Regions from separate parts of the Homo sapiens genome. Here region 2 is linked to region 1. Evidence: read pairs that join two places in POLR2A ChIA-PET (ENCODE). Cell type or tissue: CD4-positive, alpha-beta T cell. All regions are shown on one strand. Links, peaks and the distances in the headings refer to the core of each region. The heading gives the core; the rest is flanking DNA. Region 1 overlaps AKAP7 (A-kinase anchoring protein 7). Region 2 holds the start of LOC105378005 (a long non-coding RNA gene).

Region 1 (2,804 bases), core at 189-2,688:
AGGGTGTTGCTAGGAATGATGGGGATGGTTATAAGCACAATTAGTCTTGATGGGTGTTACATACAAGTAGGGGGCTCTGAAGCAAGGTTGGGGGCCAGTTCTCACCCTTGGCATACCTGCTTCTGTTCTTCAATCCCTATTACATGTGAGTACAGGAAACAGTGTCCATCTTCCAGCTCACACCCTTTGTATCTGCCTGTCTCAGACCCAGAGATGCAAGTGCAACACTCACTGGCTTTGCCTTCTAGAACCCATGGGTAATCTTGCAAAACTGAGCTGATCTTAATGTGCGAGCATCCTGTGACTTCTTTGCTTCCAACCTTGTTCTTTCCTGGGTCCCCAGCTCGATGGGAGGAGATTGAGCACTGAATGGTCACTCTCTTCTTTGTCTCCCTTAACTGGGGAAGGAGCCCCTTAGTTCCTTTTCCCAGTTAAAGGAGTCTGAAAGAGAGTGACTGGGAAATGTGTAGCATGAGAATAGTTGGGAACCAGCTCTTTTAGAATAAAATGAAAGATGGAATAATTAGACCTGGATTATCACTCCCAGGGAAGTAAAATGACCATAAAATATTTACATCTAGTAATTTATCATCATAATCCTAATTTTTCTTTAAAGAATTTCCTATTTCTTAAATTGCAGTGATAGCACTGGGATTAAAAAAAATATTAGTCTTACAAGCTTACTTTAAACCAATTCCTAGTGGTAGTAACTGCCTTTATCTTCAAGGCAGCACTGAGCATTTATTAACAACCAACCTATAGGCCAAGCATTTTTAAATTAGTGATCTTAAGTAATGAGATGCTAGGGAAATCTTGATGACCTGATATTTGATATTCGAGAATGAGAAGCAGACATAGGCCTACTTAGTGAATTCACATGTCTGAGACTCCACGTGGTGGGGACATGGACGTTAGTAGTAGTAATTAGCCTTGGATGAGAGAAGAACAGAAATTCACATATAAATGGGAAACATCCGGCATTGGTAGGTAGAGCTTGTCTAGATTGGGACTAATGAACTACTTTTCAATCTGAAGCCTTCAGGAATAGACAGGCTCCTGCTTCTGCAAATACCAAATGAAAAGCCAACCCACTGTTCTTGAATTTATAGATCCAATTTACACTTGCTCTTTTTAACCAATGGAACTAGCCGGCCCCTGCATGCCAAGTTTCTATGGCAATGTGATCTCAGTGACCTCTCTTCTCTATTGTGGAATGTAGGTGAAAAGAACGGAGGGGAGCCCGATGACGCTGAACTAGTAAGGCTCAGTAAGAGGCTGGTGGAGAACGCGGTGCTCAAGGCTGTCCAGCAGTATCTGGAGGAAACACAGAATAAAAACAAGCCGGGGGAGGGGAGCTCTGTGAAAACCGAAGCAGCTGATCAGAATGGCAATGACAATGAGAACAACAGGAAATGAGCCCGGAACGCAGGCCCCCATGTCTCTGTGCAAAGCCTCCCTGCTTCCCTCTGCTGAGTCTAGGGACTGACTTGCAGCGTGCTGTTTAAGTTAAGTTTCTCTGGTGCAATCTGTGAAGATTGCCTAATACTTTTCATGATCGATGTGTTCGCATTGCTGAAACACAACAGAAGAAAAATGGAGTGCTGGGACTGGCAGAGGAAATTAATTGATGAAAGAAGAATGGCCCAAGTTTCATTCGCCCTCAGCCACGCACAAGGGAAAGGGAACTTTGGGTTATGCCTCCTGGACGCAAATTAAAGGCCGAGAAAGAGGCCTTGCCATCAATGGAATACTGCCATTTATATTGCTTAGCAGGGCATTTGACTACTTTATCTGAGGCCAGAACTCTCACACACAGCTATCAAGTGCTAAGTTTAAAATAATCACTGTTGGAATTGTCATCTGTACAATTAGTCCATAATGTTTCATGTTTGTCCTAAGTGTGCTGTTGCTATGCAGTGTGATCTTTATTTATAGTAAATTATGTTTCATGTAAATGATATATTTTTGGTGAAATGCAACCTTTTCTATAAAATGTGGGCAACATTTTAAAGTTTTTTTAAAATCCTATTTTGATAAGTCAGTATGCCATATTTAATGAAATGTTATTATATAATTTTTTTTTCTTAGGCAAGAAACCTATTGGAATTCGAGACTTAATTAATGAAGCTTTGCATCGAGAAACGATGGGTCTGAAGTCCAAAGTGAAACAGATAAAGGAACTTTTATTAAAGCCTGAGACTCAGGCCAGAATTAGGAGGGAGCTTTTTGAAGGAAGACTTATTAACAACAGTAATTCAGCAAATGACGTTGATTTCAGCACAACTTTGACATAAGCTCTACATTGCGATTGTGACAACATAGCTTATGAAATCTTTTCAGCTTATTAAGTAGCTCTTTGGTAAACACCAAAGAAGTTTCTGATAGTGTCTGCACAACAGCAAACCAACATTTGGTGAGGAATTAGCAATTTCTTGCCAAAGAAAATTGATTCTGCCCAATTATTTTTTGAGCTACACTTGTGTTTTAGAATATCTGTTTCTGTAATATTGAGAGTTATTTTATAGAAATGATTTCTTAATTAGCTGTTGTGAGATATTTCTCGGGTCCTTGCAGAAAAAAACATACAGACTGTGAACAAATCATTCACAAACAGAATAAAACAGAGCCAACAACAGTATTTTAAGGGTCACTTGCCTCCTGTTGACACAATTGTTGCTAAATCAAAAGAAGCGTTGTCCAGGTGTGTCTACATCTAGTGTTACTTTTAATGAGAATTTGAATGTTTATTGAACAATAGTACTTGAATGAACATTTATAAATGTAATTATTGCGATCACTGGTTA
Region 2 (2,804 bases), core at 180-2,679, 160 kb after region 1:
TCTTCAAACAACTCCTTTTCAAATTCCAGTCCAACATTACCCCTGAAGTGCTCTATGTTGCGCCAGGCTTTAAGCTACTTATAATTACATTTTCAATCTTTCCCCCTTCTCACTAGAGCTGGAGGCCAGTTTGGGGGCACATACACTCCAGGGACTGCTGAACTGTTGTCCCACAGGCCAGGCTGCTGCCCATCTGATATGGAACCCTGCAGAATGTAAACTTCCACCCCCCACAAAAGCCCTGTCAGGTGCAGCACAGACCCCACTAGTGACCTCTTACTACTGGTTTGGGGGGTTTTTAGTTTACAACCCAGAGGCCCACATCAACTCAAGTGGGTACCCACTTGAAAAGGACACTGTAGTCACACATCTCAGATGACATCTCTCTGGCCTGAAATCTCAGTGCTGGAGATGACTTCGCTCCCTGCCTGCATGCCAAGCCCACTTCACCCAGACACTAAAACCTCCACCCAGTTATGCCCATGGGCCTCCTCTCCTAAGGCACAACACAAGCACAAAACATTTTTTGTTTTTCCTTCCTGAACTCGCTGCTTAGCCCATGATCCTAGTGTTTTCCTTGCTCTCTGTTCAAATGTACACCCCTATAATTCTATACCTAAAGAGAAATCTGGTACATGTTAAATTAATGGAGATTATTGCTTTCCCCAGAAGGCATCTGCCTCCCAAAGTGCTGGGATTAAAGGTGTGAGCCCCCATGCCTGGCTGGGGCTACAGTTTATAGGTGCTCTCTAGACACCTCAGCACCAACTTAGAAAGAAAAAACACAGCAGTAGTACACCCTCAAGAAGGGTTATAAACAGGGGCAACAGAAAGTGAGGGCTTAGAGGAGAGCGTAAGGCAGAGAGAAAGAAGAAGCGTTAAAGAGCAAGGCAGAACCTCTTGGGCCCAGGCAGTGAGGCCTCCCTAGGCAGCGTGTATGGTGCCTGCATGCCCCAACCCTGGGATTGCTCAGTGTTCCCCTGCAATGACCTTCTTTATTCCCTTCTGAATGCCATCATCCATCCATTGAGGGCATTTAAGGCCTTGGGAAAATGGATTCAAAACCTGACTCACCATTTTTGTTCTGGCTTCCAGATGCTCAAAAACCCTCCAATCAGTAGGTAAACGGGAAGTTTTGCTTCAACAATCAGGCTCCTTCAGACCCCTGCTGGAAGAAATCAGGACCTTTGAAGGTCTCCAAGTGTTGGTTTGCAGGAAATTCATCTTCTGGTCCAAGGGAGGCAAACACATAGTCTTGGGACCTGGGAGTGGGTAATCTCTGCCTCCACCGGAGGGAGGTAGGTTTTGGTGGCTACTGACCAAGGAGGACTAACTACCTGCAAGCCACTCTCCTCCTGGAGAGACAGAAAACTGATTCCCACTCCACCACACTTAGAATGGATGCAAAGCCCTTACTGTGCCAAAACATCCACATGACTGCTGTCTCCAGCCCCTCTACCCCGCTCGGCCACTCTGCCTGCCTCAGTCTTGTCACTTGCTGTTCTCTCTACCAGGAAATGACTTCACCATATCTGTGCAGGGCTCACTCTCTCACTTCCTTTAGGTCTTTGTTGTAAGATTGCATCCTCAGAGTCCTTCCCTGATCATCCTCCTTACATAGCTCACAGCTCCCCTACCAACCCCTGCTGTATTTCAGTGCGCCTATCTCTGCCTCATATGTTAATTTTTGTTTGTCTATTTGCTTATTTTCTGGGCCTTCCACCTGAGAGTAAACTTCAAGAAGGCAGGAAGTTTATCCACTGCCTTCCCCAGCATCTTGAACACTTAAATATTCAAGATGCTCTCTAAATATTTATTGAATTAATGAATATCATTCTGTTTGCTCTTCCTTTGTTTGTATCAGTTGATGTATGTCGCAGGCACAGACATCTGATAATGTGACTTAAGAGCTGAATGTGGGAAAGTCTTATAACTTAAACTTGGACCATCAGAACCGACACTACAAAAATTGAGCCTCTGGATAGGAAGTATCAATATCGTGAAAATGTCCATACTGCCTAAAGTAATTTATAGATTCAATGCTTTCCCCATCAAGCTACCATTGACTTTCTTCACAGAATTAGCAAAAACCACTCTAACTTTCACATGGAACCAAAAAAGAGCCCGTATAGCCAAGACAATCCTAAGCAAAAAGAACAAAGCTGGAGGCATCACGCTACCTGACTTCATGCTATACTACAAGGCTACAGTAACCAAAATAGCATGGTACTGATACCAAAACAGATATATAGACCCATGGAACAGAACAGAGGCCTCAGAAATAACACCACACCTCTACAACCATCTGATCTTTGACAAACCTGACAAAAACAAGCAATGGGGAAAGGATTCCCTATTTAATAAATGGTGTTGGCAAAACTGGCTAGCCACATGCAGAAAACTGAAACTGGACCCCTTCCTTATACCTTATACAAAAATTAACTCAAGATGGATTAAAGACTTAAATGTAAGACTTAAAACCATAAAAACCCTAGAAGAAAACCTAAGCAATACCATTCAGGACACAGGCATGGGCAAAGACTTCATTACTAAAACTCCAAAAGCAATGGCAACAAAAGCCAAAATTGACAAATGGGATCTAATTAAATGAAAGAGCTTCTGCACAGCAAAAGAAACTACCATCAGAGTGAACAGGCAACCTACAGAATGGGAGAAAACTTTTGCAATCTATTCATCTGACAAAGGGCTAATATCCAGAATCTACAAAGAATTTAAACAAATTTACAAGAAAAAACAAACAATCCCATCAAAAAGTGGTTGAAGGATATGAACAGATACTTCTC

The links. Peaks named below come from ENCODE experiments on the same cell type or tissue, not always from the same donor. Only the 100,000 strongest peaks of a DNase experiment are listed, where the experiment ranks them.
Region 2: POLR2A ChIA-PET joins it to region 1 with 5 read pairs; 1 of 35 experiments calls an interaction of 5 or more read pairs at or near these places.

What each region holds. Positions count from the first base shown.
Region 1 is chr6:131,280,311-131,283,114 of GRCh38, forward strand. It overlaps AKAP7 (A-kinase anchoring protein 7), which reads left to right. Exons shown (of 8, transcript NM_016377.4): 8 at 1,220-2,804. The coding sequence ends at 1,416. Among named protein-coding and RNA genes, the nearest start is that of AKAP7, 150 kb to the left of the region's middle. RefSeq lists enhancers at 1,022-1,530, 1,531-2,039. In CD4-positive, alpha-beta T cell, for the core only: no CTCF peak of the experiment used is centred there; a DNase peak (open chromatin) is centred at 1,401; H3K4me3 peaks cover 1,156 bases; H3K27ac peaks cover 2,323 bases.
Region 2 is chr6:131,442,292-131,445,095 of GRCh38, forward strand. It overlaps LOC105378005 (a long non-coding RNA gene), which reads right to left and starts at 1,505. Exons shown (of 5, transcript XR_942996.3): 1 at 1,417-1,505; 2 at 1,075-1,168. In CD4-positive, alpha-beta T cell, for the core only: no CTCF peak of the experiment used is centred there; a DNase peak (open chromatin) is centred at 1,530; H3K4me3 peaks cover 1,569 bases; H3K27ac peaks cover 226 bases.